2 separate regions of the Mus musculus genome follow, and region 2 is linked to region 1. A link is a contact called in ENCODE Hi-C or POLR2A ChIA-PET data. All regions are on one chromosome and are shown on one strand. The core of a region is the stretch at or near the end of the contact, and the rest is flanking DNA. Distances in the headings are between cores, read along the strand shown.

What was found. A loop is a pair of places that touch in the nucleus more often than their neighbours do. ChIA-PET counts read pairs that join two places held with the same protein, here RNA polymerase II (POLR2A).
Region 2: POLR2A ChIA-PET joins it to region 1 with 22 read pairs in embryonic stem cell. The contact joins the promoter of Siah1b here to the promoter of Car5b in region 1. A Hi-C loop is called at or near these places in 1 of 37 maps with a recorded cell type or tissue (gastrocnemius). POLR2A ChIA-PET finds 5 or more read pairs at or near these places in 3 of 5 experiments (Patski and embryonic stem cell).

What each region holds. Positions count from the first base shown.
Region 1 is chrX:164,025,907-164,031,829 of GRCm38, reverse strand. It overlaps Car5b (carbonic anhydrase 5b, mitochondrial), which reads left to right and starts at 3,820. Exons shown (of 8, transcript NM_181315.4): 1 at 3,820-3,895.
Region 2 is chrX:164,073,312-164,078,453 of GRCm38, reverse strand. Siah1b (siah E3 ubiquitin protein ligase 1B) reads left to right here and starts at 1,961. Exons shown (of 4, transcript NM_001308385.1): 1 at 1,961-2,267; 2 at 2,785-2,876; 3 at 5,104-5,142.

The DNA.
Region 1 (5,923 bases), core at 2,571-5,070:
ACCTGCCTAGGAATTAGTTCAGCCCATAGTGGGCTGATAAGACAGTTTCTCACAGACATGTTTGCAGGCCAATATGATCTGGACAATCTCTTACTGGAGACTGCCTTCTTGGGTGACTCTAGGTCCATCAAGTTGAAAATTAAAACTAACTAGGCCACCAGTGCTTGCCTTGTTTCTCCTTTGCTCTTTTTATTCAGTGTGGATCACCAGCTCATGGTATAATGCTGTGTATATTCAGGGTGGGTCTTCCCAAACTTCTCCAGAAACATACTCTTGGACACCTTTACTGGTGTACTTTACCATCTTCTATGTGATTTTGCAATCAGTCAAGCTGACAAAAAAACCAAACAGTGGTATTAATTTATGAATAATAGAAGGATATTAAAATGTCATCATATCTTTGATAGGAACACATGGAATGCAGAGCCAATCAGTCAGCCCATTTTTAATAAGGATTTTTCCCGATGTGTTCAGAAACACGCATTTTCCTTACTTTAAAATCATGTTACTAACTGCACTATTTTCTATTTTAAAATTATTTGATTTTATTATATGCTTAGGGATGTTTTACCTGTGTGTATGTCTTTGCACCATGTGTGTGCCTGATGCTGGAGCAAGCCAGAAGAAGGCCTTGGCTCTCCTGGAATTGGAGTTACATATGGTCGTGTTCTACCATGTGGGTGCTGATAACCAAGTCAGGGTTCTGCGTACAAGCAGAAAGTTCTCTTAACTGATGAGCCAGTTCTCCAGTCCCCAGAATCGTTTTTGACCAAATATCTGGACACTGTGTTGCAGCCAAGTTATTAAAGTTATAACCATTACATATGAAATTTTGCCAAAGAACTTGGCCTCTTTACAACTTTTTGTTTTTTTCCTGTTATCTTCTATTCTCCCCCAGAACAAAGTTTGTCTTTCTCACAACTGTCTGCTTTCTTCTACAGTTTCCCACTACCTGCCAACCCCCTACGCCTTTTGGGAGACAAGGTCTCACTGTGTACCTGGTGTGAAACTTATGACATAGACCAGAGTGGCCTCAAACTTGCAAAAACTGATTTTCTTTTGCTAGAATTAAAGGTATGTGCCATCACATCAGAGTTTATTTTCTTTTTATTTTACAATTAATTATTTTCTCCCACAAGTCCTCATTAACTCATACCATTCTTTGTTCTCACTCTTCTCTAATTATCCACGCAGACAGTTTTCCCCTCTACTCCACAATTCCTCATTATGTTCTAAAACTCTTTATCTTACACAGTTATAATAAAAACATGTCACAGATGAAGCCAGGATGAGGTTAATCCAAAGTTCTGTTGTAATGTGTTCTTTTTTCTATGTTCTTTTGAGGACATTTTGACTATTCTTGCCATCTTCAAGCCAGAAGTGTAATAGAAGAAGAGGAAGCAAGAAAGAACTGATGTGCGATCATAGTGTTTTTACTATTGGGATGTGAAGAAGTACAGCCCGCCAGCAAATCATATAGCCATGAGGACAGAAATTGTGTCTTTGTGTACATGTGAAAAAGTAGGTACTCACTAAAGATTTATGAGGGATTTGTTGTATGAACTAAATGTACTAAGTACTATAAGGTGTCTTTCTGTGTTTGCTACCCAGTAACATTCTTCCTAATGGGATAGAGAAGACCAGTGAAGTGAGAAATTCAATGCATGTTACTGTATATGCACTAAAATATGATTTGAATTTTTTTCTTTTTCAAGATAGGGTTTTTCTGTGTAGCCCTGGCTGTCCTGGAACTCACTCTTTAGACCAGGCTGGCCTCGAACTCAGAAATTCACCTGCCTCTGCTTCCCAAGTGCTGGGATTAAAGGTGTGCGCCACCACTGCCCAACTAAAGTGTGATTTGAGATGCATACATGCTTGTACTGTGAACAGAAAGTGATAGATGTTCAGTTTTGTTATGTATTGCTCTATTTGTAGCCAAAGTTGCTTTAAAAACTAATTATCATTAGCAGTAGGCTATAGATGTGATGTTTTTTGTTTTGTTTTGTTTTGTTTTAAGATAAACTAGTTTGTCTCTTGTTCGAGATACCTGAAAGCTTTTTTAAAGAAATGTATTTTCAGTGGCTGGAGAGATGGCTCAGAGGTTAAGGTCACTCTCTGGTCTTGCAGAAAACCAGGGTTTGGTTCCAGCACCCACATGGCAGCTCATAACCATCCATACTTCCAGTTCTAGGGGCTCCAACACTGTCTTCTGACCTCCATGGGTACCAGGCATACATATGGGGTGTGTGTGTGTGTGTGTGTATTTACATATATATATATATATATACATATATATATATATATTTACAAAACACTCAAGCACACAAAAAATTTTTTAATCTGAAAAAAAATATTTTAAGGAAAGAAGTGCATGTTCATGGCATCGAGGAGGAGAAGGAACTGTGACTATTAAATGCTCTTCACCTACCAACTCCTTGCTACATCTTCCCTTTTGACTTTTTTGGGGGGGAGGGGTTGTCACATCCCAACCTGAGTTGGGGCAACATCCAACCATCAGCACCTTGAGGTTTGTCTTGTTTGCCAGAGGAGTATCTACACCGTAAATGTGATTTGAATGAATGAGTCAGGGACTTAAGTACAAGGGCAGCAAGCTGGTTGTAACTTCTCCACATTTTTTGGGGTGGGGAGACTTGAAGGAGGAAGGATAACTGAATATATACTCTCAGAGCACTGAGTCACAACCAGAGTTTCAGTTAGTTTAGTGTCAAAACAATCAGTCTCAATATAGCAAGATGGTGCTGGTCACCTAAGAAAAATCATCTGTAAGAGACTACAGGAAAGACTGGAGACTGTTTGATGCCTCTGCCTCTGCCTCTGCCTCTGCCTCTGCCTCTGCCTCTGCCTCTGCCTCTGCCTCTGCCTCTGCCTCTGCCTCTGCCTCTGCCTCTGCCTCTGCCTCTGCCTCTGCCTCTGCCTCTGCCTCTGCCTCTGCCTCTGCCTCTGCCTCTGCCTCTGCCTCTGCCTCTGCCTTGCATTTAAAGTCAGATAAGGCCGGCGGGCTAGAACACAATGTCACAGTCCTGCTTTTCTTTTAATTACCTTTTTGTATTTTATTTTTATTTTTTTATGTTGATTGGTGTTTTGTCTGCATGTATGTCTATATGAGGGTGTCAGAAGGCCTTGAATTGGAGCTAGTTAGACAGGTATGAGCTGCCATGTGGTTGCTGGGAGTTAAATCCAGGTCCTCTGGAAGAATAGTCAGTGTTCTTATCCACTGAGCCATCTCTCCAGCCCCAGTCCAGTTTTAGAAGGATTTACAAACTGGCTGGAAGGACCATGAACCCACAGTTCAAGTTCAAAGGATGTTTAGAAACTTGGGTAAATTGAGCTGAATGGTAATGGGAAAAAATGTATCCAGCATTTCTTTCGCTGGGGGTCACCTGGCCCTAGCTTGTCAAAATCATGATATTCTGAGATGGATGAAACTTAAGGAAAGACACTTTTTAGACCAGGCTTTTAGGCCAGCAGTCAGATTTTATCCAAGAATTGTTACTTTTATCCCAGAAACGTTGCCTGTGGCAAGCAGAGAAGGGAGCAGGGTTGACCGGGTTAGGAGGTTCTCCTCCTCCCCCCCCCCCCCATCCCGTTCTGAAGGAACTCAGAGGCGTGGCTCGGGCTGAGGGGCGTGGCTTAAGTTAGAAGTGGTCTGTTAGGCCAGAGAGCAGAGGCACGCCAGGTCTAAATGGGGCGGGATTAGGGCGGTCCCAATGGCTCTAGCAGTGCTTGAAGAGCTGGGGGCGTGGCTTCTGGGAGGCGTGGCACGGGCGCCAAGGGGCGAGGCCTTGATGGACAGTAGCCAGTAGCTGGTCCTGGGAAGCTAACTTGCCAGTGGCACTTGTTAAGTGCTGTTGGAGAAACGGAGAAAAACGTCCAGGTAAGGATGGGCAGCCGAGCGGAGTGGGAACCTCAGGGAGGTTGGAAAGATCCAGAGAGGACCGCAACTCTTCTCCGAACCCTCCACCCCACAGATCCGGCAGTGACAGCTGTTGGTTCTGCCAGTCTTGCCTCAGTTCCAGCGGGCCTGACTAGGCTTGGTCCTCTCTGCCCTAGCCCCCTTTCTCTACTATTCAGAGTCCCCAGAATCCTTCACATTTTTTTTCACTTGAGAGAATTGGGGGGTGGGGGTGGGGGCGCATGGGAGGAGCAGTCCCTTGTGAGGGCATGTTGCCTGAGTTGGTTGAATCTAAGTTAAAAAAAAAGTTCAGCCTGTTTAAAAAAAAACAAAATAAAACAAAAAAACAGCTGGAGACATGGGTAAAAGCTACCAGTTCTGAGACTGCGTAGAAACTGAGGCACAGTTAAGACTCTCCCTCTGGTGTTTCTTCTTCATCCCCACCCCCACTTAGCCTGGAGCTGGGGACAGGCTCACAGCCATCCCCAGGCTGTGGAGCACTGTCACAGCACTGTTTGCAGAAATCAGAAACGTTTTCACTTTGGCCTTAACTTTTTTTGTGCCCCGCCCTAGACCTAGAGGAGAGGTACCTCCAAAATATAGAATGGTTGGTGGCTGTTCTAGTTTGCGTGCGACATTCTTTGTTAAGTATTTCTGACCCCGGGGCTGGTTGGCAACCTTTTGATATTAATTTCAGTGCCCTCCCTTTTTATGTTTGAGAAACATTGGGCACTAATGGGCACACCTTGGTTCCGGACAACTTGTGCCTTCTCAGCCATTGAAAAACCACTTTGCCTTCCACTTCCTGGTCTCCTTTGTTGGTAATCTGGTATCTTTACATGCTGCTGTTTAAAGACCTAGCTAGATTAGGAACAGAACAGAAGTAAGCTCCATTTTTTTTTCTTGTGAGAGAAACTGCCATGGATCCCTGAGCAGTCCCCGCACATTGCCCTGAGTAGCTGATGTTCACAGGTATGTTGGATGCAGAAAACCTTTCTTATTCTTAGGAGTTTCATCCTTAATTCACAACCTTTAAAATTAGGCTGGAAGGCCTTGAAAGGCCAAGGAGTAAGGGTACCACTCTCAGATGGGAGTCATGCTCCCAGGGAAGAAGTGGGTGAGAGGAGGAAGCTGAGCTTTCTCCATCAAGATTTGGCAAGATAATCTCTAATTCAGATTTGAGGAGTTGCAAAAGGCCTGCTTCCTTTTGAAATCAGGAGTCAATCTGATGAGAAACACACAGTTTCTTTCCATGTGATTGTAACCTTTATTCAGAGTACATTTTCTTTCTGCTGTCTGTTTTGCACAGAGAAAGTTTAATCAGGCAGAGTTCACACAACCTATCACAGTAAATTCCCAATTCATCAATGATTCTTTAGTAGCTTTTCACACTTCTTTCTCCTTGCACACATTTCTAAGTTAGCAAAGCATCAGACCTGTCAATAAAATCCAAGGGGCTACGTGAAGAATCAGCGCTGGCAAAGGGAACATATGTGTGGAAAGCTTAGCTTCCCCGTGGCACATTGATACAGCTCTCTGAGCAAATGGGAGCATGGGTGCATTTTTCGGGAAACACAGTAATAAGTGGTGGTAGATCACTAAGATGTGGTATGTTTGATAGTTCAACTTTATTTACTGTTTAACAGATTGGACAGTATGAGTTCAGTAAGTAAGTTATAAATAACCAACTCTCAAGAAATTTACTTTCAGTTTAACAGAAGGGATTGACCCTAGACTTGAACATTAAAACAAATTCAAGTATTGTTATAGGTAGTGTAGCCTAGTGGTAATTAAGATGAGTTTCTACTTATTTCGATTTTCTTCGAACTCTGTTCACACCCGACCAACGGTTTTCAGTTCTTTCTGGACTCATCATTCCCTTGTGGGCAGGTGCACCCTTAATTGTCCCTTTCTGCCAGCCTGCCTTGGTACACCTGTACCTCTTGGAGTTTTGTGTGTGTGTCTAGCTTTGTAATGGCTCCTGGGCACCAGAACCAGGTTGCCAACTAC
Region 2 (5,142 bases), core at 712-3,211, 48 kb before region 1:
TAGTAGGCTGCTTCGAGTCATTTCTGAAAGATGAAGGATAAATAATGCTATCAAATTCAAAACAGTCATGTTTATAGGGTGAGGCAGAAACTAACAAACCAACAAACAAAAAACATGGATGGCATTTTGAGAAATAAATGAGGGGTCTCAGGGCCAGGGTGAACTTAATAAAAATGCTTTGTTAAAACCTATTCTTTAAAACTGGAGGTGAGGGGCTGGTGAGATGGCTCAGGGGGTAAGAGCACATGACTGCTCTTCCAAAGGTCCGAAGTTCAAATCCCAGCAACCACATGGTGGCTCACAACCACCCGTAACATAAATCTTAAAAAAAATATTTAGAGTTATAAAAAAAAAACTGGAGGTGGGGGCAGACACCTGTAGTTCTAGCACTTGGACTGCAGAGGCAGGTGAATAGCTGAATTTGAAGCCTGGCTACACAGAGAAACCCTGTCTCAAAACACACACACACACACACACACACACCAAAAACCTGTTCTTTACTCTGTGCTCGTCTAAGGTCAGGATTGTTACCCTGTGCATACACACACTGTCTTCAAGCCACACAAGGGTGGAAAGTGGAGGAGAGGGAAACTCATATTTTAAAGTGATCACAAAATCGTGACTGCTGACACATGGAACTAATCTTTGTGTGATGGAGGGGAAACTTGTAACCCTCCACACAAATGAAAAGGCGATATTGTCAGTGAATATTTGTTGAGAATTTGATTGTGTGAGGGCTGTAGTAACTACTATGGAAATGGCCAGTGGTTTCATGCTCCCAGCTACTCCTGCCGATTGGATCAACACACCAGCTCTTACCAAGCACTGGTTCCACCTATCCAGTCTCTTATCACATCTTTTTTTATTTATTTATCTTGTCCTTGAAGCAAAGAACTTCAAGATTCTTTCAGGCTTCTTGTACTTTCAGAATATAGTCACAGATTTTGAATGTAGGAACAAAGAGCGAATGGAACGGTTTTTTTCCTCCCTGTGTGCCCATTCAGAGTTTTTTGGGTTAGCATTGTCTCTGTGGGAGCCAAATTATAAGAGTAATGTCGGAGTATGGGGTAGGGGTGGAGGGCTTCAAAGCAGAGATGAAAGTGTGGTGCAGTCTAGAGAGCTTCATAGTATGAGGGAGAGCTGGTGCCTAGAAAAAGTCATAAGAACTAGAAGGGCAGTGTGCTTCCTCCACGTACCTGTCTAAAATTTAAAGCCTGCTGAGTGAGAGGCTGGAAGAAACACTGGGTTGGCTCCCCAGGTCTCATTAAAAGGGCACGAAAAAGCCGGGCATGGTGGCGCACACCTTTAATCCCAGCACTTGGGAGGCAGAGGCAGGCAGATTTCTGAGTTCGAGGCCCAGCCTGGTCTACAAAGTGAGTTCCAGGATAGCCAGGGCTACACAGAGAGACCCTGTCTCGAAAAACCAAAAAAAAAAAAAAAAAAAAAAAAAAGGCACGAAAAGGAATTGCGAGGTTTCAGTTCCACCACTGAACCCCACCACTGGGCAAGCAGTTTTGTTTCCCATCGGTTTCTGCTCATAAATTACCACTGGCAGAAACACGAAAAAATAAAAGTGTCATTACTTTACTTTTTATTTATTTATTTATTTAGCATCTAGAATTTGGACTGTTTTCAAGAGGGACTTTGGGGTATCCTTTTTCAAGAGAGACACTCGATCTGGCGAGAGAGGGGCGGCCAAGGTGAAGGCCACGGTAGGTGATTAGGGAACCTCTGAGGTGTCTTAGACTTAAAGCAGTAAAATATGCTTGCAGGGGAAAAGAGGTCTCTTTGAGAGGCGGGCTCATAGCTTGCTCTCAAGCCAAGCTCTGATAGGCCAATAAGAAAGTCTAACGAAAGAGGGGACGTGACGTGACGTGACCCAGCCAGGCTTCGGCACCATGGTAACGGCATCACCCATAAGAAGGAGCTAGTGGTACAGCCCGGAGGAAAAGGCGTGGTCTAAGCGACGGATGGAGGCGGGCTGGTGACATGGGCGGAGCGCGAAAATCGGCCTGTGGTCTTAGGCGCAAGGGTGATCGCATGCCGCTGTTCGAGATCAAAGGCCTGGGCAAGTCACTTGTGGCTGTTCTCAGGGTCTCCTCAGCGGTCTCCCTGTAGAGCTGCGGTCGAAAGCCGGAGCCGGAGCCGGAGCGAGCCAGAGCCGGATTGAGCCGGAACCGGAGCTACCGGAGGGCGGGACTTCCGGTTTCTGGGCCCAAGACAGAGGGCGGGTCAGGAGTCAAGGTCTCGCGAGGCTGCGGCGTGAGGTAAGGGGGCGTAAGCAAGCTCCTCATAGGCTGGCAGCCTCGTGCCGGGAGCCCGCGCGGAGGTTGAATTCGGTAAGGATGGGCGACTGTGTGTGACCGCGGCCGCGGGGTCGCAGGGCCTGTCTGTGGGGACAAGGACTACCCCTTTGGCCTTTACACGCACTGTCTTGAGGTACCTTGGTCCGGGGAGACCCGAAAGATGTAGGTCCGAGAGTATAACGGAGGGGCTACTCGAGCTTCCCCCAGGAACCGGCTTCCCAGGGCGCTCTCGTCAGTACAGGGTCACTAACTAACCCCTGGGGATTGGATCCGGTTTGGAGATGGGGCGACTGCATTTCTAGACACCGAGGCTGAAGACGCTGGAACTCATCCGGATTGGGGGGGGGGGGGACGGATAACGCCACCCTCCAGGGTGGGCATTGGTAGCACAGTAGTGTCGGGAACACAAGTCTGACCCGTCTCCACTTCTCAAGTTCTTAACATCTTTTTTTTTTTTTTCTTTTGTGCCCTACTCCAGATCGAGAGACCAGGAACTTCAAAATAGTGCCTGGGATCCGGATGACAGCAGGCATTAAGGGCTGGCTACTGGACTGAAGCTGCTGGAAACTTGTAAGTATAACTCCACCTCGTTTGTCTTTTCCTGAAAAAGCTTGAGAAATAATTTGAATGTGTACACCTTAGTTTGAATAATCTCTTCTGAAAACCACGGTTGCTTTTTCTCCTGCTTTCTGGACTGTAAGTCTGCCAATCTCCCCTTTGCTATCCAAAAGTTTGGTTGGCATGTGTGTGCCCGAAGAACTGTGAGCATGACTAGTATGCACAACAAAGCTTTTCTTTTTGAAACTTTAAGCATGCTGAAGTTATGCAGAAACGGAGAGAGAGTTGCAACCAGTGTCAACTATCTCAGAGTCTAGTGTGGCCTGTTTGAGGTCGTCTTTTTTTGATAAGGCAGGTCTCTATACTTCTGTTTATTTCTGTGGATCTCAACCTGTCCAGAGGTTAGATTTTTAACATTTTCAAGCAGTTCAGGGTTAATTCTAGCTGGATGGTGTGTAAGTGTGTGCCTTGCTGTGAACATGGAAAATGGAGTGAATTAGAAGATGGTTTTTCTCACATCCCTCTCTAGTCCTTTCCTGTAAGTTATGTCTGTTGAGGTCTCCTGCCGTAACATAGCTGTAGACATTTTGTTCCATGCCTGCCAGCTATTTCATATTGTTGCAGTAATATGGGTACCAGTCATTAACACAGAAAAATAACTTGACTCAAAGCAGGGTCATGCTGACCACATACCTTGTTATGTTCCGAGGTTATGACGTTTGTTAATCTTAAGAAATTCCACAACTATAAGCTTCACCAGTAGGACCTATCAAATTAAAGAACTGTTATGTGACTTCCAACATTGGCATATGAGCTCATTGTGGTTTTAGTTGTTTTAGCCTTTATAAGCTGGCCCTGAGAAATGTTTGGGGTCATAGTTCCCAAAGTCTGAGCTGTGTCAGTCAGTCCTACGGTGTGTTGTTTAATAAACCATCCCTGTTTGACTGAGGTTGGTGTTCATGTGGTTTGTGGGGTGACTCCTGAATCCCAACAATATCCAGGTCCTGATAATGCCAGGCAGAAGGGAGTAATTATAATAGGAGATAATAATTTTAGTTTTAACTATGGGTATGTGTGTAGGCTTCTGCATGAGTCCACTAAAGTAGAAAGAGGCTGCTGGGTCACCTGGAGCTCGAGTCACAGGCAGGTAGGAGCAGCCTGCCATGGCACTGAGACTGGAACTCACTCAGGTCCTCTGGAAGAGCCTTTGACCATGGAGCCACCTCAGCTCCAGGACTTAATTATTCTCCATTGTGTGCATCTTCCTGAGCCCTGTAGCTATTAAAGGGCATTTCTGACCTCTCAATAGCACCTTCCCCCAAATGATCACACTAAAATGGGTCTCAAGACATGTCCAGACCTCCCCTGATCACATTCAAAAGGGTCTCAAGACATGTCCAGACCTCCCCTGAGAAGGATGATGTTGTTAGAAAACCACGGAGACAAGACTTGTGTATATGTGATCTTGATGAGTTTAATGAAATGTCTAATATCTTTTAAATGATTAATATGTATCCACTATTGACAATGAATTAGTGTTTTTGAACATTACTTTGCTCTAAGGGTTTCTCAACTTCTTTGCAGTTTATTAATTCATGTAGGAGAGGAAACTCATTACTAGTGCTAGGTTAGTTCCACCCGAGGCTTGAAAGTGCATCATGAACACACTGCCACTGGCAGTTTCTTTTCTCCAGCATTGATTGTAGTTTCACTGAAAGGAATTAGCCCTGACCAAAATACATTCCTGGCTGCTGGTTATGCCTACACCCTCCCTCGCCTGGTTATTCAGAACACTCGCACTTGATGTGCTTAGGCTTAAAAGGTCATGTTCATCTAGTTACTAATGTTTTTGTGAGTGGGACTTTTCTTTCTGCAGGTTATTATTATGATTTGGTTTTATGTATGGAAGTTAAAAGCTGAAGGCCTGAAATCGCAATGTTCATATTAGGATTGTTTGCTGGGTTTGGTCCTAACCAAGAAAACAAAAATAGTGGCCCACAGATGCGGAACTTGATTTGATTGACTTCCCATACTGTAAGCCATGTTCATATTTCTAAATTGTTTTGAAAAAAAATAATGTACAGTAGGCCTTGATTGAGCTTTCAGGATGCTATCTACACTGTCTCAACCTATTTCTACCCAGGAAATATTATGGTCTTTGCTGCGCTCCTGAGTATATGTCCTCTAGTGATAATGCACCCTTGGTAATACTCACTGTTTCTGGCAACTTCATTGACAGGGGAAGACCAGGTGTACACTCAAGACCTAGAATGACCAA